3 separate regions of the Mus musculus genome follow, and regions 1 and 3 are each linked to region 2. The links are chromatin loops, found by intact Hi-C in ENCODE. Cell type or tissue: gastrocnemius. All regions are shown on one strand.

Region 1 (8,000 bases), 440 kb before region 2:
GATACAGGTTTTGCTTTGTTTGTGATAGACTGAACACAGAGATTCCTTCCACAAATGTCCATGCTTAGCCAATTAGCTGTACCCTGAATCTCCACAGGATACATTTGAAACAATGTCTCTAAACGTGGCAATCATGGCACATGCAATTGGAACAGAAAAGCTCTTGAGACCCAGGCTGCCAAGTTGCTGGACAAAGGGATTCTATTAAGACATTTATAGGCTGAGCAGTGGCTGTGTATGTAGGTCGTTACTTCCTGTTGTACTTGGATAACTGCCTCTGAATAGTTAGTTCAAGAGCAAGCCATTAGGTTCTCACAGAAGCATAAACTCAACTGTTGGATTTTCTTTTACATGACTTGGTTTGGTTGACTAGGAAGTTGCAGAATTCTCTACATACATTTTGTTATTTTCCTCGTTGTTCCCAATTGCTGCTGTTAACAACACACACGACAACAGCAACAACTCATTAGTTGAAACCCCAAATGATTCTTCATCAAAAGAAGATTGGAATGAGCAACAGAAGTGTAGAATTCCTGTGAGAAGCACAATGAACCCACAGGGAGCATGAAATGAAGGCTGGCTGGCTGGTACGTGCTCAAACTGTTGTTCAGGAAAAACCCAAAGAAAGGACAGCAAGTGGCCCTTATTTCAGTCACAGCAGTCCTTGCTTGTCAAATAATTAAGCAAATGTGTCCCCTTCTGCTATATCTGTTAAGAGTCAGGAACTCTGAACAGTCCCTGGAAGCCAGAGTTTTGCGGGATCTAATTCAGTAAATTTTTTTCTCACCTCCAAACAGAGTCCTCTGTAACTAATCTCATAGCCATTCTATGGATCCAGAGTGCCAGGTTTCAATTCTTAATGAAAACAGTCTCCTGGTTTATAGAACAACACGAACATTCCAGAAATCCTTTTCAGCTCTGTGTGAGGTGAACACAACCCTTTCTTAAGTCCTAGTAGCTTTTGCTTTATAATAAGAGCATAAGAATACTTTTCACAAAGGCCATAATTCTGATATCAAATTCACTGCATTAAATGGTTCTATTAATGGGAAACAATTTTTATGAAAGTCCTTAACCCAAGTTGGGGGGAAAATAACAGAAATAAATACACAGGCATAAATAGGTTAGGTAGGACTTACAGAAACTTTACCTAAGCCCCGAGCTCACCTTCCAGCCTCACCTTTCCCAAGTGGTCTCACGAGCTCTTTTTGCTAGTGCATGGTTTGCTTCAAAAGTATGTCACGAGGTTGGTTAATTTTTACAATAATATATAGGGTTCGATAGATGCCTCAGCAGTTAAAAGTGAGCACTGTTCTTACAGAGGACTGACATTTGATCACCAGCAGCAAAAGCCGACAGATCACCACCATTTGCAGTTCCACCGGAATGTGAGATACCTTTGGCCTCTACAAACATGCGTGTACACACACAGGCACACACACACAGCACACACATGCATATTCACAAACACGGAGACAATTTTTATACTGTAAAATGGTTATTTTTAATTGGAAAAATATTTTTTAATAAACTTTAGTTCCTTAGCCAGGCAGTGTGGCATACATCTTTAGTCCTGGCATTCAGGAGACAGAGGCAGACAGATCTCTCTGAGTTCAAGGCCAGCCTAGTCTACAGAGCAAGTTCCAGGACAGCCAGGGATACATAGAGAAACCCTTTGAAGAAAATGGGGGCTGGAGAGATGGCTTAGTAGTTAAGAGCACTGGATGCTCTTCCAAAGGATCCAGATTCAATTCCCAGTACCCACATGGGAGCTCACAACTGTCTGTAGCTCCAGTTCCAGGGCATTTGACACCCTCACACACACAAGCAGGTAGAACACCAATGCACATAAAATAAGAGAGAGTGATTTTTTTTTAAAAAAATTTTTTTAACCTTCAATTCCTTAAAATATAGGATTTGCACTTTTGAAATAGGACGTCAATATGTAGCCCAGACCCATACTATATATGAGATCTTCTTGCCTCGGCTTTCTGAGACCTGGGACTACTCAGGGCTGCTACATCCATCTACTTTAGAGTATTTATTTGGAAGTAATTTCAAGCTTAACAAAGTAAGCCGCAAAGTGGGACGAAGGACTGTCCAGTGTCTACCCTGGAGCCTGTCAATGTACACGGGTAGACAAGCCCTTTCTAGGCTTCTCCTGCTTTCTCTCCGCACACATGCATCCATACTTTTCTCTGAAGTGTTTAGGGCTAAGTTGTGTGTACCACAGGTGTCTAAAGGAACCAAGCAAGGACTTCCTAAAAATGAAAACTTATTCCATGGGCACAGCAACCAACAACAGAAACCAGAATGCTGACGATGCTTTTTATCAGCCTACCTCAAATTCTGCTTTCCCAAGTGACCTGCTGGTGTGTTTTGCAACATCTTCAACTTTCTAGTACATTCCCGCCTGGAGTTAGGGGGAAGTTGTCACACTCCTAGCCTCCTGTATGAAACATTTCTGGTTTTTTTTTTTTTCTTTTCTTTTCTGATGGCATTTTAAAGAGCAGGATTCTTTTTGGTAGTTTAGTATTTTTCTTCCCGTATTTAAACTCACATTTTATCTTAAGCACACATTTCAAAATTATAGCCAGGGGCAAGAGGAGATGAATATAGTTAAATAGGAGAGGTGTTATCTTTGATAATGATTTTTCTGTAATAATAAGTGTTTTCAGGACTAGGGAGATGGCTCCTTGGAAAACGTGCTTGCATAAACACAAAGATCTGAGTTCAGATCCTGAGCAGCCACATAAAAGTCACGAAGACATGGTGGCCACCTGTAATCCCAGCACTCAGGAGACAGAGACAGAGGCGATCTATGGAACTGGCAGAGTGAACTGGCTGGATCAGCCAGCCCCAAGGACTGGGAGACCTTGCCTCAGTACACAGGGTGGAAATGATGAAGGAAGATGCCCAGTGTCAACCTCCAGCTTTAGCATTCACATGCACTCAGGCACACACACACACACGCACGCACGCACGCACACACGCACGCACGCATGCACTCGGGCCAAAAAAGGAACATTGGGACAGGACGGCTCATTGCATAGTGGCACTTGCTGCCAAGCTTGATGTCTTGAGTTGACTCACTGGACAGCATGGTAAAAGAGACCTGACTCCCAAAAATTGTCCTCTGAACCTCGTAAGCCACTCCCAAACACACAAATAAATAAATGTACCTTTAAATTTTTTTGAAGACACTGATTTAAAGATAGTGAAGTTATGACAAATGTTTGCTAATTTTTATAAAGGCAAAAGAGATTAGAATTAGGAGTTCCATCTCCCTCAGTGGAAAGTCCACATCAGAGAATCTAGCGCCTCCTTCTTCAAGGCTGAACTTTCGGGGTGAGCGCAGACAGGGCATTTGACCTCTTGGGGTTCACCTGTGAGCCTCAGTTTCTGCATCTATAACCTGTAACTTTGAGCTAGTAGAGCCTCTCTTTCTCCCCTCCTGCCTCACACTCACACATTTGTTTGTTTATGTTGTGTGGGGGTCGGAGGACAACTAGCAAGAGTTAAGTTCTCTCCTCCCACCATTTGGACTGAGATCAGGTCATCAGACTTGGCAGCAAGCGCCTTTACCCACTGAGCCATCTCTCGGCCCTGAACCATGATTCTTTGTGCTTTGAGTTGAGAGCGTCCATTCAAGGTTTCTCCCTTGGTGATCCTTTGATCGAGTCAAAGGATCTTTCACAGGGGTCACCTGAGACCATTGGAAGACACAGATATTTACATTATGATTCATAACCATAGAAAAATTACAACTATGAAGCAGCAATGAAAAGAGTCGTGGTTGGGGGTCACCACAATACAAGGAACTGCATTAAAGGGTCGCAGCATTAAGAAGGTTGGGAACCTCTAGTCCACATAGTCCCTGACGTGGTTCTCTTACGTGCTTCTGAACTTTGAACAGCAGGGGTCGCCCTACACACAGTGATTACTTCTTTGCTTAGTGCTTTTTCTCCTGCAAGCTGATTCTTCAACCATTAGGATTCAATTGTCCAACGTTTCCCTGGTGCTGTGGGTAGCCAAGGACTCTGAGGAATCTGGTGACGTTTCAATTTTTCAAATATCTGTGAATAGAAACTTTTGTTTTGTTTTTGTTTTTTTGATACAGGGTTTCTCTATGTAGCCCAGGATGTTCTGAAACTCACTCTGTGGACCAGGCTGGCCTCAAACTCAGAGATCCACCTGCCTCTGCCCAAATGCTGGGATTAAAGGCGTGTGCCACCATGTCCTGCTGGAAACTTTTAATTGTATTATTTATATAATTAAAAATATTACTGAAGAACAATGGGGCAACCACAGCTTTAATCCCACAGTAATTTTCTACACTAAAGTGAACTACAGGTAGGTTACTACAACCACTCATTTAGGGGAGTGGAAGAGCATGCTGTCCTGGGGTTCTCAGAGAATAAACTCAATCAGTGACTCAGCACCTGTGAGTGGGTACTTTGTGCCAACTACTATTTGTTTATAGTATTAACAAATGAAGCTGTAAAACTGGGGTCGTATGAACATTGTTACGGTGAAATAGCCTTAGGTACACATGCGTGTCACCATATTGCAGTGACCCAGAACATGGACTGTCCAGACACTTCATAGTATCAGACAAGCTGCTGGAATACAGACCTCGCCTTTATCTGTGCAGGGATTATTCCACTGGCAGAGAGAGGTCATTGACGAAACGGCCATGGGTTGAATTCCATGTGTATGCACATCACTGTTAGAAGAAGGATGAGAAAGGGACAGAAAGTTTGTCCCTATTTATCAGACACAGGACTGAAGTGATAGGGTGATCATGCCAATAGCAGTAGCTAAGGTATTTGTCGTAATACTGGGCTGTCCCAGGGTGAATGCTGGCATATTGAGAGGCATTCTTAACTTAGGTGAGGTTCCATATGTCACGTGAGGATTTTATGAGGCTGTGTGTCTTAACTATCTGAAAGCATGGTATTTACTCAATAAATATTAGTCACGGCTTGTCAGGGATTGATACAATCTTTAATTGTCTCACTTTCTGGTTTTATTCAAATTTCTTCTCAATTGTATTTTTTTACAAAAAAAAAAAAAAAAAACGACTGAAGGTTTTTTTTTTTCTCTTTTTTGCTTATCCAGTCAAAACATTTACTGATCACCTTCTCTATGCCCCCTCCCCCACTATATTAGACACTAAAGATTCATCAGTAAATAAGACACAGAATCAAACAAGGTCTCCTCACCCGCACAAGATAATGCCATAGCTATCTCCTGGCCCGATCCTCTCCATGCTTCAGTATGTCTCTGATTCACCCGATTCCCTCCCTCTCCAAACCCAGGTCTTCAAAATCTCTTAACTGTTGTATCATCTCTGCAGCCCACGACCAATGCTCTGAGGCCCTCCCACCAGGCTCTCTTCCTTTGGCTTTCCTAGAACAAATGACCTAATTTATATGTTGTTGTTGTTGTTGTTGTTAAAAATGATATATGTGTGTATAGTGTACTTATGTGTATGTATTCACACATATGAGGTAGGAAGGTTAATGTCAGATGTCTTCCTCAATTCCCCTCCCATTTTTGCTTTTGATTTTTGAGACAATGTCCACTACATAGCTCTGGCTGGCTTTGAACTCAACCACTACTTTAAAAAGATTTACCGATGGTGATAAACCACTATGTGGTTACTGGGAACCGACCCAGGTCTTCTGCAAGAGCAACAAGTACTTTTAAGCACTGAGCATCCTGGGATCAGATCGCTCCTTGAAGATGGAGCTCAACAAGTCTGGAATTATACGAGTGTGCCACTACGCCCCCTTTTTACTTGGGTTCTGAGGATCTGAACTCTGGTTCTTGGGTTTGCACATCAAACCCTTTACTAATTGAGCTATCTTTCCAGCCCTAATTATTAGGGTCTGATGAAGCCTAGTCTGGCCTCAACCTTATTATGTAGAATCTTGCTTGAACTGAATCCTCCTGCCAACACCTTCCATCAGCAAGGATTACGGGCTTACTAATTTGAAAATATATTCCAATGTTGACAGCTAGCAGCCATCTGTTGATGCTTTTTGTATCCTGACCAGCTTGGACCTTGCCCTTGTACCCAAGATACCAAAATCATATGGCTGGTGGAGGTGGGGGTGCTGTCTGGCAAAGGACATAACCACAAGGCAATAGAGGAAGTACATAAAGATCTTTGATATTGGGCTGGAGAAATGGCTCAGCGTTTAAGAGTGCTGGCTGCTCTTCCAGAGGTCCTGTGTTCAATTCCCAGCAACCACATGGCAGTTTACAACTGTCTGTAACTCTAGTTCCAGGGGATCCTACACCTTCATACAGATAAATTCAGGCAAAACACCTGAATGCACATCATGAAACAAACATGAAATAAAGATAATAATTTTTTTTAAAATATCTTCAATATTAAGTTGGTGTACAGAGTTCAATTTCTAGTAATGCTAGTATGAACATCACAAAAAGAGACTCAAGCTGGGCCTGGCTGTAGCCAAACAAAAGCAAGGTGTATACAGTTAATTCCTCTAGCCTAATCACAAAATTTCAAGGGTTAACAGATTCAAAACAAACAAACACCAGATTCTTCTGGTTTGCCTCTTCTTTCACAGTGATGGTTCAAAGAGCGGGTCCACACTGTGTGCTTCGTAAGTTATTCAGGTACTCACACAGATTAATCCCTCAAAGCTACAGCTGCCAATAGGCTCAGTTCCCAGGAAGAAGATGTTAGAGAGCTGTAATGATGACAGCAGCCAAGACCCGCTGGGTTTAACAAGATCTGCTGTGGTGCTTTGTCTTTATGTCGCAAGTCCTTGAGAATGGGGAGCTTGGACGTTCAGTAGTGGTGTCTGCCTTTAATCTCAGCACTCGGGATGCAGAAGCAGAAGGGTGGCTGTGAGTTCGAGGCCAGCCTGGTCTACAGAGCTAGTTCTAGGACAGTCAGAGCTACACAGAGAAACAACAAACAAACAAACAAACAAACAAACAAGAATAAAGTAAGAATGGGAGCTTCCTAAAGGAAATCGCAGTGTATATCTCTATAGAGACGTACATTGGTGGTGACTCCAGGGTAAAAACAGTGCAATGCCTTCTCCTTACATCTACTCTAACATCCTGACGCTCTTCCAGAGGTCCGGAAAGGCCCAAAGAGGGCAACTTTTTTTTTTGGAGGGGTAGAGAAATAGAACCCAGGGCTGTGATCAACTGCTCAGCCTCCGCTTCACTAAGAGCAGTCCTGAATGCAATCATATCTCCACCTGCAGAGGCTCCCTCATGATCCTATCGAGCACTCTATAGTCTAGGTTATGCATATTTCCAGTGTCTTGAGATTAGAACATAAAGAAAGTGAATCCGAACCAAGGAAACCACATTATTGTCAATTTCCACCCTAGGAGGCTTTAACTTCATCAATAGTCTGTGAAGAATCCCCCACCCCCACCCCCAGATGGCAGTCACACATCTTAATACATGGCCTGGCTTTACAGGAACCCTGCGCTGCTAAGAGAATATTGAACCTCGGCCAGTTGTGTCATGGGTACATGTGCTTCAGCAAGCATCGTGAATCAGTTGCACCATACGATATGTCTGCAATAGAATTACAAGACATTAATCTCGAACTCACCTCAGTAAAGACCCCTAGTTAATTACCTCCCATGTACCAGGCACTGTCTTCTTAAATCTCAAGACCCAGACAGGTAAGCTTGTAGTCTGCATTTTACTGGTGATGAAATGGAGAGAAAGGTAAAAAGAACAAACAGAGATGTCTTATAAGGATACAGGGAAACCCAGTGTTTGTTTGTACATCATCCAACCCAGTACTTCAGAGGGGTGGGGGTGGGCCCCTACACAAGCAGTTCTCCTATAGCCTCTAGCTAGTCATTCATTCCCCCAACTCTGACACTGTCTACCAGCAGACAGTGTCAACTTCACAGGCTAAGGACTCCATCCCTCAGACTGCCTCTACTTCGGATGCCAATACAATTGGGCTGGGCTGTCACTTAGGCTGCTGA
Region 2 (8,000 bases):
TTTCTTTCTCTACTGATGGAGGTGAGTTAGACTCTCCCCCTGCTGAAGAGCCTTTTAGCCAACAAGTACAAAGAATGGGTAATGAGTAACCAACATCTTCATCCCTGTTGAGGAGAATCTCTGGGGTGTATTCTATAGGGTTTTGCTGCACCCCCCAGTGACACAGGCCCTGGCTGTTCCCACCCCACAGTGGCTGCTTGCTTGATACCATGCTCTCTCTGTTGGTTCTTCCCGTCCCAGTTCTCCATCAACGTTTCCCAGATCATCTCCCCCCCCCCCAATGAACTGCAGTCAGCCCTTTAACCCACAGTTCTACAGCCACAGATTTAACCAACAGAGGTTCAAAACTACTTGGAAGACACTTGTCTCTGTATTGGGCATGTGCAGGGCTTTCTCCCCTGTCATGGTTCTCTAAACAATACAGTGTCACAACTATTTATATAGCATCACATTGCATTAAAGGCAGTGTATATCATCTAGAGAGGATTTGAAGCATATGGGAGGAAGTGCAGAGGCTCTATGCAAATCATTTTATATGAGACTTGCCCATCCCCAGACACCGCAACCTGCTATAGATGGTCCTGGAACTAATCTCTGTCAGAGAGTGAAGGACTACCGCATCTGAACCAATTCCTCCTGCCAGGATCGGCTTCTGGGAAAAATTAAAGACAAATAGTGAACCAAGATGAAGAACAACCCTGCCACAGAGAAGTCTTTGGGCCCTTGGTGGATTTGGGTATCACTTTAGGCTGCATGCTCAGCCTGCAGTCTTCCCTGGACACTAACAAACACGACTGAATGGATGAATAAATGTTCTTACTTATCCCCACAAGAGAGAGTAACTGTCTTACAGTCCATTTATGCCCAGGGAGGTAAATGCCCCACCATGATCCAGCCAGACTGGCTGCTAGCAACTGCTGACCAGAAGCTGGGATCCTTAATTTTATTTCAAGTGAATCTCAGCTCTGGAAAATGACTGAGTGTGGAAAGGTGATCTATAGTGATTCCTGCTGATTAATCATTAATTCCCTAAGACACTGAGATTCAAACCAGAAATAAATAGTTTAGTTTCAGCCTAACCCCTCTGTATTCTCTCCTTGCAGTTTTACTATAGACCAACAGCTGTCAAGTAGCAATGGCCAAAGGGGTGCTCACAGAGGAACTGAGGCAGGAACTCTGCAGCCACAGAGGCTGGGGCAGGTGTAGTCCTTTGGCCTTTTAGAACACTAAATCTTAGAGGCTGGGGAGGTGGCTCAGTGGGTAAAGTACCTGCTATGAAGGCCCTGAGTTCAAATCCCAACATGAATGTGAACACTCCAGGTGCCACCTACAATCCAGCACTGTGAAGATGGAGACCGTCACTCACTGGTCAGGCAGCTGAGTTAAAGGAGTGGGCTCCAGGATCATAGACAGACCCTGCTCGAGCAATAGAGAGAGAGATATGCCTGATATCAAATTCTGTGTGGACTCGAAAGGGGGGTGGGGGACAGAGGAGAGAGACCAAACTTCATTTCAAAGAGGCTGATCTTGCCTCAGGCTCAAAGGAATAATTTTAAGAGCTGCAGTTAAAATGGTTATAACCTAAACTTAAGCTGGCATGGTGTTTCATGCCTTTAATGCCAGTACTCAGAAAACAGAGGCAGGAGGAACTCTGTGACTTTGAGTTCTAGGCCAGCCTGTTATACAAAGCAAGTTGTGGGACAGCCACATAGTGAGACCTTGACTCAAAAAAAAAAAAAAAAAAAAAGAAAAGAAAAGCACTTAAAGTTAAGTTATTTCAATTGAACTTGGTTTTGAAGAGAGGCTTTTGTGTTGATGAGATGGCACAGGGAAACTACTTTTAAGTACTTTCTATGCAATCTGACTGAGTTTTGATCCCTAGAAACAGCCATGGAAGGAGAGAATCAAGCAGAGAGTTGGTGCATGGTGGCATATGCACCCCTCTTCTAAGTAGGTGTTGGTTGTTGTTTTTTTGTTTTTATAAAGGGGTAGCTGGCTAATATTTGGAGTATCACTAGATCAATTTCCTGGGTTGCTATCATATTTTCTTGGGCCAAAACCTCATGGTCCCAACATCTGAAATCAAGTGTCACAGGATGGATGTAACTCTGCTGTGTGATTTGTACAAGGACAGTATATTATTCTGTTTAGGGAGTGGCTTTTCTTATCAAAATTTCCACCTCTATTTCTTTTGTTCTTTCCAGGTCTTCCACCTCAATTCTCCCACTTATTCAGTAAAATATGGAATGCAGAATGCAGTGCCTTTACGGATAGATAAGGCCCCATCCTCCCTGCTCTGACCCTTGCAGAACTCTTCTTTAGACCCAGAGGCTGGTGCTTTGTGTGACGTTATTTGGGTTTAAATAAGGCATTTTCCCAGTTGTTCACGGTTTGTGCAGTCCTCCTGAGGGTAACATTCACGGCCACCTCAGCCCGGCAGTGTGGAGGAAAAGAGCAGCCTGCGGCCAAGGGGATTCGAACCGCAGTCTATCGGCCTAGGCGGAGCCAAATCCGAATAAGCGGTGGCGTGGAGAGCGGAGGCCTGGAGTGGGCGGGACCGGCAGAGGACCTCCCTAGGTGGGCGGGGAGTTAGAGACCCGCCCCCGCGCAGAGCTGAGAGTTGCGCTGCGCGGCTCCGCCCCTCTTCGGCCCCGCCCCCCGCGGCTCCCCGCAGCTCCTCCTCTCTCTCATTGGCTGAGACGTAGACCCTCCTTTTTGGCCAATGGTCGCCACCGCGGCGCGGCCGTCCGCGGTCTGATTGGTCAGAGGCCGGCAGAGTGGCGGCTAGTGAACCAATAGGAAGAGGCAGCTCGATGAATGGCTGGTCCGGGTGGGGAAGGCAGGAGGCGGCGATCCCGGCGGAGGGGGCCGTTCGCCAGCTCCGAGGCAGAAAGTGCCACGACTCCACACACGCGCACGCAGCCAGCGAGCGGCCGGAGCGGACGGCGGACGGGGCGGACGGCGCCAGGGTCGCAGTGTGTGCAGCTGCTCAGGGGCGGCTTCTCGGTGGAGGCTCGGCCGGCTCCCCTCTTGCGGTTCCGCGGCGGCGGCGGCGGCTGCTCTTGCCCTCTCGCTCTCCCTCTCGCGTCTCCCGCTGCAGGTAAGAAACTTGGCCGGGCCCTGCAGCGGCGGCGGCGGTGGAGGCGCGCGGGCTGGGCCGTCGGGGCGCCGGGCCGGTCGCGCCGCGAGTGACACGTCTCCTCGGCGGCCCCTCCCCCGGCGGCGCCGGCCCGCACGCCCGCCCTGGCGGTAGCCGCGGCCCCTCGAGTGGGACGGAGCTGCGTGTGCCAGGCCGAGCCCGTGCAGGGGCGTCGGCCGAGCGCGCCCCTCGGGGTGGATTCCCCCGGCCGGCAGGCCAGGAGCTGCGGCGGCCCCGCGGCACGACGTGGCGACCCCTCCCTCTCGGCCGGGCCGTCGGGCCGGCCCGCGCGCTCCGAAGTTGGGCTAAGAAAGTTGGCGGCGGGGCGGGGCGGCGCACAGCTGGCGGAGGAAGGGGTTAAGTTTCGGGAAGCCACCGGATGACGTTGCCGGGCCGGAGTCCGGGCCGGAGGGGGTTGGGGGGGCGGAAGGCGGTGGGCCGGCCTGGGACGAGGGCTGAGACTGGATTGGCGACGCGGGGGCCCAGAGCCCCGGGCTGCGGGCTGTGGCCACAGGACACGTCGGCAGCCCCGACGGGGCGGGCGGGGGCCACAGGGCTCGCCGCGGGTGCCGTCCGGGACTGGCCGTAGCAACTTCCCGGAGTACGGGATGAGGCTCCCTGCTCCCCCTGGCGGCAGGGCCGCAGCACCGTTTCACGGCGGGTCCTCGCGGAACCGGCACGAGGGTGCGGGACCTGGCCAGGGTTGGGGCCACCCGGGGTCCTGCCTGGCGTCTCTTTCCCGCGCCCATGATTAGTGGACCCGTGGTGCTAGGCCTGGGCGGAAGTCGGCACCTCCGGCCCGGCGGGCCAAGCGCCCTGGCACTGGGCCCGCCGTCTGTCCCGGCCCGCCAGGCTCCCCGGCAGTGCCCGGGGAAGGGAGGCCGGTTGACCCGGGCTTACTGCAGGCTGTGCAGGATGCTTCAGAGACTCTTTCCCGTAGGTGTCACGCTTCGTCGACAGTTGCTAACCAAATGCTTTCTCTCAGAGGTTTCCCATTTCCCCATCTGAGAGACAGCAGTGGAGACCCAGCACGTGTAGGGAGTAGCCAACTGGTATTGACTGTTCTTGTGGGATGTGTGTTTAGGGACGTGAGAGACAAGGGAACAAGGTGGAGCCTGGCTTGCACTGCCAACCACTGCAGAAGTCGCACACCTGGATTCCAGCCCCATGAACACCGGAGGGTCATGTCTCCTAACCTCTGAACCTGGGGTTTCTTTATCTCTTGCCTGAAGATAGTACCACCCACTCACCACTGAGGTCAGGGGAACTGAGCAGGAAGTGTGAGATCTTGTGCAAAACCGAGGGCAATTTGGCAATCAGTCCTCAGGTCAGAGGTCAGGACTGGGAAACACCAAGGAAATGAAACTTGGATGGATCCCTAGAGCCTCCCACATCTCTGTTTGCTAAGCTAGCAGTTCATTTGCTTAAAGCCTAATGGTGGGGGTTGGGGTCCTGGGTTGAATTTTGTGTAAAGACTCACATTGTAGGCTGAAGAATTGCACATTGGACACAGCCCTTCACTTAAGTATTCTCTCACCATCCACACCACTTCCTTACATTTTTTTTTTCTGTTATTGTTTATCTTAACTTCCTAAACCTAGAGAAATTTCTGGGATTTGCTGGGGGTTGTCATAGAAATGTGTTAATGAACTTTGTAAGGTCAGCCCACTATGGTCTGCCAACTTGTTTCTCTTTAGAAGCAGCTTCCTGTTCTGAGGGCCTGGAGATGCCACTTCCCTTCTGTTTAGTACAGGAGAAGAGCTACTAAGAGGTCAGCACAGATGCTGGGGCAAGCCTGGATTGTCTGGCTTCTGGACTAGTTGAGGCCTACAGAATCCCACGCTTGGGGGCTGAGGGCCAGAAGAGGAGAGCTGGAGGTTTGTGTGAAGCTGTGGCATAAGCTACAACAGAACTTTCCGCTTCCATATTTAGGACTTGAGCTCTGTTTACCTGTTCTAAGTAGTTAGAGCGGTATTATAATGTATGGATATTTTATGTTGATGGGAAACATTTTCTTCATTCTCTCTCTTTCCCCTCCTCCCATCCTGCCCTCCTTTTTTCCTTTCTTTCTGCAGTGTTTTAGGACAGAGTCTTAGGTTGTCCTGCCTGCCATTGGGTCGTCTAGGCTGACCTTGAACGCCTGGCTCTCTTGCCTCTACCTCCCAAGTACTAGGATTACAGGTGTACACCTAAACACCCGGCTTGATGGGGAGTTTTAAATAAATCCTGAATCGAGTCACATTCGAGCAATTATGCTCTTTGCTGAAATGAGCCTTAACTCTACATGCTACAATAATTATATAGCACCAAACTCAGTTTAAACGGTTGCATGCAAATGATTTAATTGGAATATTGGATTATTGTGTAGCAGGGATACCTTTTAAAAGCATAGGAGCCCAGATTCTTACTCGTTCTTTTATCCCCAGAAGCTATAACTAATAGACTTATGACAAAGGGGTAGAACCACAGTCCTTATGATTTTCCTTGTTCAAATCTTGCTTCTAGAAGGAGAACACCCATTTTGTTATCCCTGTATAAATTGCAAGCCTACAATGGGGAAGGCCCCTGAGTTCTCCAATGAGCAGTCTAAACATGGACTGTCTGGCTCCCAGAGGAAGCCAAGGTTGGGGCTCCTAGGAGTTTGAAGTCCCAGGTTTCCATGGTTCGCACAGATTAGAGAGACCACCATCTCATGGTATAAGAGACTCTGAACCCAACTTAAGTTTAAAAGACTTGCAATTTAGAATCAGATACTACACTGCTGGGATTTTAGACAGCATATATTTTACACCCATATATTTAGGGTAGGTGTGGATGGCACCCATTCAGTACGTGAGAACCTGGAAGCCCAGCAGATAAGAAAGTTTGGGAATCTGTTCCTGTTGCCAACTGCTAGGTGACATCTGTACAGCTTTCTGAACAGGCCGTGGGGCCACATAAGCCTATCCTGCTGGGACAATAATTACCCAAGGGAGGACACAGAACTAGAAGATCAAAATGAGTTTTAGTGGCAAGGTGTAGAGTCAGTAACAATCTGGCAGTGCAGGAAGAAGGTACTTGGCATTTTATTCCTTTCTGAAAAGTCTTTGTTCTGGGCTTTCAAACTCCATATATACAAATAAATTGGTGGTGCCTGAATTTGTGTGTGAAGTTGTCCACAGTAGCATCATCCATACTGTGTACAGCTGTAGCCACATACGGCTATGTAAACTAAAGTGCAATAACAGTTGACCATTCTGTTTCTTAGCCAAGTTACAAATGCTGAGTAGTTGGATGCAGAGTTAGCTCATTTGCATCATCTTGGCAAGCTTGACCAGGCAGCACCAGGCTGGGGTGGCTCCTGAGCTCCAAAGGTTCAAGTCCCTGTTCCTCCTGATGACATGAAAACATTATAACGTTGAACTAGGTGAAATGTCCATTTTAAAAGTTTAGTTTAAGCACTTAGCCCAGTAACTTGTCACTTATAGAAGACGTTAGTCTTGAGGGCTGGAGAGTTGGCTCAGCAGTTAAGAGCATTTGTTCTTCCTGCCGAGGACTGGGATTGGGTTCCTAGCACCTACATGGTGGATCATAGCTGCTTGTGTCTCCAGCTCCAGTGTACCTGACTTCTGCTTCTGATCTCTAGATACGTACATGATGCACTTAAATATGTGCAGGCCCTCATACAGGGGGTAGGGCAGGACAGGTATCTTTACCTAAAACTAACAGCATGAAGATGGCTGATGTACCAAACACAGAAAAAATGAGTAGGCATTAGATGGAAAGTATGCAGCTTGTGAGGAAAGTAAATATTTAATTCTAAGTGAGAAAGCCTCGGCGATGGAGGCTGCTTAGCATTACGGAATATTAACTCGGGACTTCCTGGGAGATTGTTTTCGCAGGCCGATAGATTCTGAATGATCTCCTGAAACAGGCAAGCACACACCCAAGCTTAAAGTCACTCGCTTTGTTTTTCCTTTAAGTGTTGGTAGTGCACGTCTCTCTCCTCTTTGAAAGGAACAGCAGCTTTATAAAGGATGCTATATAAATTATATGTCTCGAGGTTATTTAGGCAAGGCTGGAATACATGTCTGGTCCCCAGCACTTTCACAGCCCAGTGTAGTGGAGTTTTCCTCTCTGTCTGTTGCAGTGTATTTCCTGACAGTGGCCGCTTGTAGATTTTGTTATACTCCATACAGCTTTGAAAGCTCACTGGAACTTGGGAAGGGTTTTTGAAATCTTTGTTGTAATCATATGTCAGTGCTCAGTAGAGTGACAGAAAGCCCAGGGTTAAAGGAAACCTCCATGGGCGACTAGTTAATGTCTTGCTGGTCAGAGAGAAGGCCCGCTGAGACTGTGCTGGAAGTCTGTAGCTCTTTACAGTGGTAACAGGCATAAGTTGAACTAAATGACCTTCTTGAACCCACACCTTTAATTCTGTACCCTAAGCTTAGACAGGCTTTGAGCAGATAAGGCCTATGTTAGTTTATGTATAGACTCCAAACCCGTATAACTAAGAAAACCAACCTTTCAAAAATGGAGGATTTTTTTTCATTAAAATTTAGGTTTTTAAGGCTTTTACAAGAATAGCGAGGATTTGGTCTGATTTCTTCGTTGTGTTTGTAAGTCTGTGGTCCTTCAGCAGCAACAGCTCTACCCTGGTGTATGTTGTGTGCCTGGTAGTCCTGACGATCTGTGGAGCTGTAGTAAGGAGCAGCCCTGGGTTGGGGTTCGGATCCTAGGAACAAGGAGTAGGACCTTTCCTCCTCAGGCTTCAGTGTCCCTTTCTTGTAACGTGGAAGCATCTTTCAGGCTGTGGGCCCTAGTTTATCTGTACTCATTGCTCTCTCCTTGCAAATCCCATCAGTTCAGCTATCTAAGG
Region 3 (8,000 bases), 360 kb before region 2:
TTTATTCTTTAAATTCTATTTTATGTGTGTGGGTATTCTGTTGACAAGTTATGCAGGTACAGTGTTTGTAGAAACCAGAAGAGGGTGACCCATACCTTGGAACTGGAGTTACAGAGAGCTGTGACTCACCACATGGGTGCTGGGAATAGACCCCAGTTCCTCTGCAGGAGCAACTAGTGCCATCTCTCCAGTTTCTATATCCTTTTTTCTTTCTTTTTTGGAGACAGCATCTTTCTATGTAATACTGACTGTCCTAGCTCTCATGATATAGACCAGGCTGGCCTCAAACTCACAGAGATCTATCTCTGCTTCCCACCTATCTCTATTTTTAAAGGCTGGCCTAACAAAGAACCTGAATCAACCTAATTGGCCACCAACAGATGAATGGATAATGAAAATTTAGTGTGTGTATACACACACACACAAACACACACACACACACACGATAGATTACCATGCAGCTTTAAAGAAAAATAAAGTTTAAAAATCTGTAGAAAAATGAATAGAATTAGAATATATAATATTGAACAAGGTCACACACTCTCAGAAAGAAACTGCAGTTCTCTCTCATATGCAGAATCTAAGCAATGTTATTTGTAAATACAGAAATGAAGGTGCATGTGGGTACAGCATATCATGAAGAAAAGAGAACAAGAAAAGCTATATATAAGGAGATGAGGAAGGACTGGACGAGAATGGATACAAACTATGAAAGGGAATATAAGCTGATTGTTTTTCTGGGTCTAAATCTGTCATGGGTTTTTTGGGGTTGGTGGTGGGTAAGTGTATAAAAGCGAATTCAGTACTGAAAGTGGAGCTCCAGAGCTTCCGTTCTGAATGAACACCTACCTCTCCTAACCATACAGAAGGGCTGGAGGTAGGGCTCAGGAGAGAAGTGCTCATTCTTGCATGACATAACTTCAGTTTCCACAGAGGCTCACAAGTGGCTGTAACTCTGGACCAAAGGGATGTGATGACCTTGTCTAACCTCCACAGGCACCAGATATGCATGAGTGCTCGCACATGCATGCAAACCCTCTTAAATATAAAACAATAAAAATAAATAAAGCACATGTGAACGTTTACTGTGCAGTTCACTGAGTTGTACAGACTTTGAGTCTCATTAATTTTGATGTGTGATGTTTTTATTTATTTGCAAGGGGTTTGTGTTTTTACAATAAAGTCTACTCAAAATAAATAAATAAATAGATAAATAAATAAATACTCACCTAGTTCTTACTGAGCCTCTCCCAGGCCTACAGCTACATTTGCTACACCAGTGGAGTTGGGAAATGTAAGAGTGAGGGCTCAGGTCCAGCATGGTGGTACATTAGTTCTAGAATTTAGGAGGTAGTAGCAGGCAGATCTCTCTGAGCTCTGAGCCAGCCAAGACAACACAGAAAGACTTTGTCTTAACATAAGCCGCCAGTGAGCAGCTCTTTCACAGCCTCTGCTTCAGTTCCTACTTCCAGATTATCACCTCAATTGCTTTCATTGATGAACTGTGATATGGAGCTGGAAGTTGACCCCTTTCCACCCCAAGGTGCATTTAGTCATGGTGCTTTGTCATAGCAATAGGAAACCCTAACTAACACAGCTCTTTACTAACCTAACTCTAGCATCTGGAGCCTTGATTCCTGTAGAATCATTAACACTCCTCAACTTACCATAGGACCATACCTGGAAAACCTCATGATAAACTGAAAATAATAAAGGTGTTCTGACATGATACCACTGAACATCAGCATTCCGGGGCTCCCTGGGGTCTGAGGTTTGTTTTGCTGCCTGGCATTTTGAAAGAATCCTACCATTGATCCTGAGCCTGGGAAAATACCAAAATTCAATATTCAAAGAAAGTTTCACTAAATACAAACGATACTGCTTTCCTAAAAACCAAGTTAACCGGGGCTGGAGAGATGGCTCAGTGGTTAAAAGCACTAACTGCTCTTCCGAAGGTCCTGAGTTCAAATCCCAGCAACCACATGGTGGCTCACAACCATCTGTAACAAGATCTGACACCCTCTTCTGGAGTGTCTGAAGACAGCTACAGTGTACTTACATATAATAAATAAATAAATCTTTAAAAAAAAAACACCCAAACACATACATAAAACCAAGTTAACCATCTTTAAGTTAGGAACCATCTGTAATTGATGTCTACTAAGTTCCTTTGAGAGTTAAAGACAATGTCTGTAAAGTGAAAAACACTGTGTCTGGTGTGGGTAGACAGAAAACAAGCCATTATTTCCTTTACTGCCACCTTGAAGTTTTCAAGACATCTACCTTCCTCGATGTTACAGTAAGTCGCTAATGAATAGCTACTGGACAGCTTATTTTGGTCAGTATGTCTTGGTCACTAACTTCCAAGAAATAACTAGATCTTTGCACACTTCCATTCTCTAACTGTGATTCTCAACCGTTTCATTAAAGCCTTTGGCGTGCCTTTTGGAACACAGCTGAGTCTCCATGCTCCAGAGATCTGATTTAATTGGTCTGCTCATACTGTAAAAACTTCTCAGGGGAACAGAGTTTGAAACAAAACTGATAGCAAACGCTGTCTCCAAAACACATCAGGAGGACACAGACACCCTGTCTTCCAAGTTTAATTAGAACCACCATCTTTTCCTTTTCCTCCCAAGAAGGAAGTTTCTTGCTTCTACTCCAGAAGATATCCCTGGGGAACCATATTTTAATCCCAAATCTTTAATTCCTTGTGTGCTTCTCCATCACTGCACATCGACCCTGCTCCTCAAAATGGTTCTGAATTTGCAAGCCTAGTTTCATTGCAATTCCTAGTTTGTGAATACAAAGGTCGATGGTCTGGTGACTCTTGAGGCTTTCAGTAACTTCTGCCCATGGCAAATCCGATTCAAACCAAATAACTGTAAAGGTATTGCTTGAAAGGGCAAATACCAAGTACTGGCCAGCACAGTGTGGCACCATTATAAAAAGAACAATCTCGAGAGGTTATAATTAACTATGTGTTCTCAGTGTGCTCAGCGCACTAGCCAGCGTTGCAAACTGGAATGAGGAAGAGTCGGTTAGTCGCTGATTAATAAGCCAGTTATTCTCCGAAAGAAAGCCATTAAAAGAAAACGTGAAGGGCGCTCGCTACCTTTTATCCTTTCCAGAACCTAAGTCCAGTAGCAAAATGTTTTGTTAATGCAAGTTGCAAAAATCTCAAGTTTCTTTAGCCAAAGGCACTGGGGGGTGTGCTGGGTGTGAGCTGCTTTATCTCCGGATTTAACAATTCCTGGGTAAGGCTTTGTGGGCTGTGCTGCCCCCAGGGCCTCGAGCTCACCCTAGCAACTCTCTAACTCTGGACTACACCCCTGCCCCGAGGCTTCCGCCCCAGTCTCCCGCCTCGTGGCTGGGGGAGAGAAGTCGGCGTCCTGAACGCGCCCTTGCAGCCCGCCCGGCCCGCCACGCGCGCAGGGACAGCTGCGGGCTCGGCGCCCCGGAAGACGCGGTCACGTGACACCGACCTGCCGGTCCTGCCGCTGCTTCAGATGCACGCCGGCCACCGTGGCCGCCGTCAGCAGCACCGAGAGGCCCAGCACTGCCTTCGAACTCCTCGACATTCCCGCTCCCGGCCGCGGACTCGCTCCCGCGCCCGCCCCCGCCGCCGCCACAGCCGCCGCCGCCGCCGCAGCCGCAACGGGCCAGGCTCGACCTCTCGAGCGCAGAGCCGTTGCAAGTGCTATCGTCGCCAGGCTCTAGCAATCGAGCGCCGAGCGTAACCCCTGGCCCGCTTCGCTGCTTCTTGGGAGTGGCTGCCTGGGGCCCTGGCTTTCCTATTTGGGGACCGCCTTCACCAGGAAGTCGCAGTGCTGGGCTGCTTTGGAGTCGCGAGGGTGGGGTTGGGAGTGCCAGTGGAGTATGTACGGAGGACATCTGGTCGCTATGGGGCGACTGATCAGACCCTAAATTTTCTTAGAGTCTAAAAGCTGGGTGGTTGGTTTTTTGACAAGGTATTGCTGTGCAGCTCAAACTAGCTTCAAACTCGCAATCCTGCCTCAGCCTCGGCTACACCTTGTTGCCTACTAAACTTCTGTTGGGAAATGCACTGGGTCAGGCAAGGATCCGGACATGTTTAGCTCCTGTAATCTTAAGAAATGGCGTTGCCCGGCGTGGTGGCTCACGCCTTTAATCCCACCACTCCCGAGGCAGAGGCAGGCGGATTTCTGAGTTCGAGTCCTGCCTGGTCTACAAAGTGAGTTCCAGGACAACCAGGGCTATACAGAGAAACCCTGTCTCAAAAAACCAAAAGAAAAAAAAAATGTCGTTGATGCCCTTGGAGCCTTTCAGGAATGCTTGTAAGATCCTTGTGTCAGAGTAGTTCACAAGAGGCTAAGGATGGTGTCATTTGCACTTACCCCTTAAATTAAAAAAGAGACTTGGCTTCCCAGAACTTTTAAGTATTTGTGATGCCAATGAAGAATGGCATATCAGTAAATCACTCTTACCCAGGAAAGTACACATTCAAAGCTGCTGCTGAAAACCGATAGACAACAATGATAAGGCTCATTCAGGCCTTGATTAGGTATTCCCAGTGTTTCCCCAACATTCACTTCGTCTCAGTATGCTTTGCTCTTTCGTTCTCTGTTAAGTGAACCCAAACGGCATGAAGAAAATACTATTATGAACAGTTAGCATACTGCATTGGTTATATCTTTGGTTTTTTTTTTTTAATTAATTTTTTTGGTGTTTTTTGTTTGTTTCTTTGTTTGTTTGTTTTGACAGGGCTTCTCTGTGTAGCCCTGACTGTCCTGGAACTCACTTTGTAGACCAGGCTGGCCTCAAACTCAGAAATCCGCCTGCCTCTGCCTCCTGAGTGCTGGGATTAAAGGCATGCGACACCACGCCCGACTTTAATTTATTTTTTAAAGAATCTAGGTTTATTTATTTTTAAAGATTTATTTTATGTATATGAATACACTGTAGCTGTACAGATGGTTGTGAACCTTCATGTGGTTGTTGGAAATTGAATTTAGGACCTCTGCTTGCGCCAGCACAAAGATTTATTTATTATTATACACACCAGAAAAGGATATCAGATCTCATTTCGTGTGGTTGTGAGCCACCATGTGGTTTCTGGGATTTGAACATAGGACCTTTGGAAGAGCAGTCAGTGCTCTTACCTGTTGAACCATCTCACCAGCCCAGGTTATATCTTTGAATGTGAAAATAGAGTTTGGGACCAGTGACTTTTAGAATGAGAAGAGATTCAAGTTATTTTTGCATATTTCCCTAAGGAAAAATCATGCCACAATACTTTTTATTTATGATAACCCCAGACTTTTCATCCAGTAAATCAGCGAGTGTAACAGCTATGAATGGCCTTGGAATGACACCAGAAGTATAAATGACCATGCATTCTATTGTGATTAATTTTCCAATTTGTCTTCTTTAAATGTATTTTGTTTTTAAAAATCTCTTATGCTAGGCAGTTGTGGTATACACCTTTAATCCCAGCCCTGGGGAAGCAGAGGTAGGCAGAACTCTGAGTTCGAGGCCAGCCTCGTCTACAGAGCTAGTTCCAGGATGGCCAGGACTACACACAGAAACAATGTCTCAAGAGGAGGAGGAGGAGGAGGCAGCTGTAAGTGTTGTGTCTAAAGTGTAGGCCAATGATTACAAACCAAAGCAAGATGTTTTTTATAATTATTATTACTTACCTTAGTAGCTGAATGACTGTGTGCCATCAGATCCTGAAAAGCAACTTATTTATTTACTTTAAAATAGTTGCTAGAACATCTAGTTTGGGTGTATTTTTAGGAGTGGGCACTGTAATTAAAGAAAATAGTTTACTGGGCAATTGGAAACGTCTACTAAGTAAGTCTTATTTTTCCCTCTTTTATGCCAAGGTCTTTCAGAGAAAGCATCACTGATGACCACATATTATTTACCATGTTCAGTTAACTCTTACATTTAAGTTACACCTGAAGTGCTAGGAAGGCTTGTGACAGGACAAGAAGAGGCTCCTCCATCTTGTACTCTTGCTGAGGCCACTTTGGTTTAACTAGGATTTGATCTGCTTGATGAAGAATCCTGTGGAAAATTACCCAACTCCATTCTATACCCATCTGTCTTAGTCAGGGTTTCTATTCCTGCACAAACATCATGACTAAGAAGCAAGTTGGGAAGAAAAGGATTTATTTAGCTTATACTTCCACATTGCTGTTCATCACCAAAGGAAGTCAAGGACTTGGAACTCAAGCAGGTCAGGAAGCAGGAGCTGATGCAGAGACCATGGAGGGATGTTACTTATTGGCTTGCTTCCCCTGGCTTGCTCGCTTTGCTTTCTTATAGAACCCAGGACTACCAGCCCAAGGATGGCACCACCCACAATAGGCCCTACCCGGCTTGATCACTAATTGAGAAAATGCCTTAGAGCTGGATCTCATGAAGGCATTTCCTCAAGGGAGGCTCCTTTTTCTGTGACAACTCCAGTTTGTGTCAAGTTGACACACAAAACTAGCCAGTACACCATCCCAAGGTCCATATGCCCTACCTAACTTATCTTAGCTTCTGTTAAACTGCCTGCTTGTGCAAACCTCAGACTTGCAGCTGCCAAGTGAGGTATCAAGATGTATGGTCTTTGTCTTTAAAACCCTTACCCTAATACCAAGAACAGGTCCAGCTGGCTGGAATAAAGACTTTGATTTGCCTATAAACTGTCTGAGTGATCATCTCTGGTGGGTTCCCTTAGGCTCATCCCAAGGACCACATCGCTCAAAGGAGAAGCAGCAATAGGCAACAGTGAGAGTCCTTTTTACCAACTGTGGCCAACCGGAAAGAAGGAGGAGAGAGTACCCCAAACATCATCGGGGCGCTCCACTTCAGAGTGACAGGACTCACACATTTTAAGTATTGATACAGTTTAAGGATAAGAAGAGACAGCCTCTCTTCAGTCCTTAAACTTGCCCATCCGCCTTTGCATGCCCTGCTGCTGTTTTGCTGCTGCTGGCTGCTGTGCCCGAACTCCACCATGGACCAGTGCCCCATACCTACCTTGCTGGAACATGGCAACTTCTCTCAGGTCCTGTTTAACAATGTGGAGAAGTTCTATGTTCCTAAAGGAGATATCACGTGAGATATACCCTCACTGAAAAGTTCATCCCTCGACCCAAGGACTGGATCGGCATCTTTAAAGTAGGGTGGAAGACCACTCAGGAGTATTATACCTTCATGTGGGCTCCCTTGCCAAAAGACCAAAACAAGGATTCAGCCACACAGCAGGAAATCCAATTCAAAGCTTATTACCTTCCCAAGGATGTGGAGTGCTACCAGTTCTGCTATGTGGATGAAGATGGTTTGGTCCGGGGAACAAGTGTCCCTTTCCAGTTCTGTCCAGACCCTGACGAGGACATAATTGTTGTTATCAATATGGAAAAGGTAGAAGAGATGGAACTGCTCAGTGAGGAGCTTTACCAAGAAAACCAGGAGCTGAAAGACAAGTACACTGACCTCCATGAGCAGCTACAGAGGAAGCAGGTGGCACTGGAAGCAACACAGAGGGTCAATAAGACCTTAGAACAGGAAGTGGAAGAGAAGGCCTCCTGGGAGGAAGAGAAGGCCTCTTGGGAGGAAGAGAAGGCCTCCTGGGAGGAAGAGAAGACCTCCTTGGAGGAAGAGAAGGCCTCCTGGGAGGAAGAGAAGGCCTCCTGGGAGGAAGAGAAGGCCTCCTGGGAGGAAGAGAAGGCCTCCTGGGAGGAAGAGAAGGCCTCCTGGGAGGAAGAGAAGGCCTCCTGGGAGGAAGAGAAGGCCTCCTGGGAGGAAGAGAAGGCCTCCTGGGAGGAAGAGAAGGCCTCCTGGGAGAAAGAGAAGGCCTCCAGGGAGAAAGAGAAGGCCTCCAGGGAGGAAGAGAAGGCCTCCTAGGAGGAAGAGAAGGCCTCCTGGGAGGAAGAGAAGGCCTCCTGGGAGAGTGAGCTGCACCGGCTGATAGAATGCAACCAGAAGATGATCTCAGAAAAGAAGGCCTTGGGGATCAGAGTAGA

The links. Hi-C counts contacts between places; a loop is a spot of excess contacts. Peaks named below come from ENCODE experiments on the same cell type or tissue, not always from the same donor. Only the 100,000 strongest peaks of a DNase experiment are listed, where the experiment ranks them.
Region 1: a loop joins it to region 2, with 2.3 times the contacts of the local background. A loop is called at or near these places in 3 of 42 quality-filtered maps.
Region 3: it touches region 2 in a loop (5-fold over the local background); 3 of 42 quality-filtered maps call a loop at or near these places.

The regions. Positions count from the first base shown.
Region 1 is chr2:144,448,734-144,456,733 of GRCm38, reverse strand. No RefSeq gene overlaps it. Among named protein-coding and RNA genes, the nearest start is that of Gm46768, 32 kb to the right of the region's middle. In gastrocnemius, a CTCF peak has its summit at 3,915 (motif pointing right); a DNase peak (open chromatin) is centred at 3,924.
Region 2 is chr2:144,006,099-144,014,098 of GRCm38, reverse strand. Rrbp1 (ribosome binding protein 1) reads left to right here and starts at 2,836. Exons shown (of 24, transcript NM_024281.2): 1 at 2,836-3,100. In gastrocnemius, a CTCF peak has its summit at 3,780 (motif pointing left); DNase peaks (open chromatin) are centred at 2,701, 3,765 and 4,390; H3K4me3 peaks cover 2,884 bases; H3K27ac peaks cover 2,695 bases.
Region 3 is chr2:144,364,643-144,372,642 of GRCm38, reverse strand. It overlaps Pet117 (PET117 homolog), which reads right to left and starts at 3,660. Exons shown (of 2, transcript NM_001164813.1): 1 at 3,486-3,660. The coding sequence starts at 3,581. It overlaps Kat14 (lysine acetyltransferase 14), which reads right to left and starts at 3,608. Exons shown (of 11, transcript NM_181417.3): 1 at 3,486-3,608. It also overlaps the pseudogene Gm11701. In gastrocnemius, no CTCF peak of the experiment used is centred here; DNase peaks (open chromatin) are centred at 3,464, 3,716 and 4,098; H3K4me3 peaks cover 2,423 bases; H3K27ac peaks cover 2,242 bases.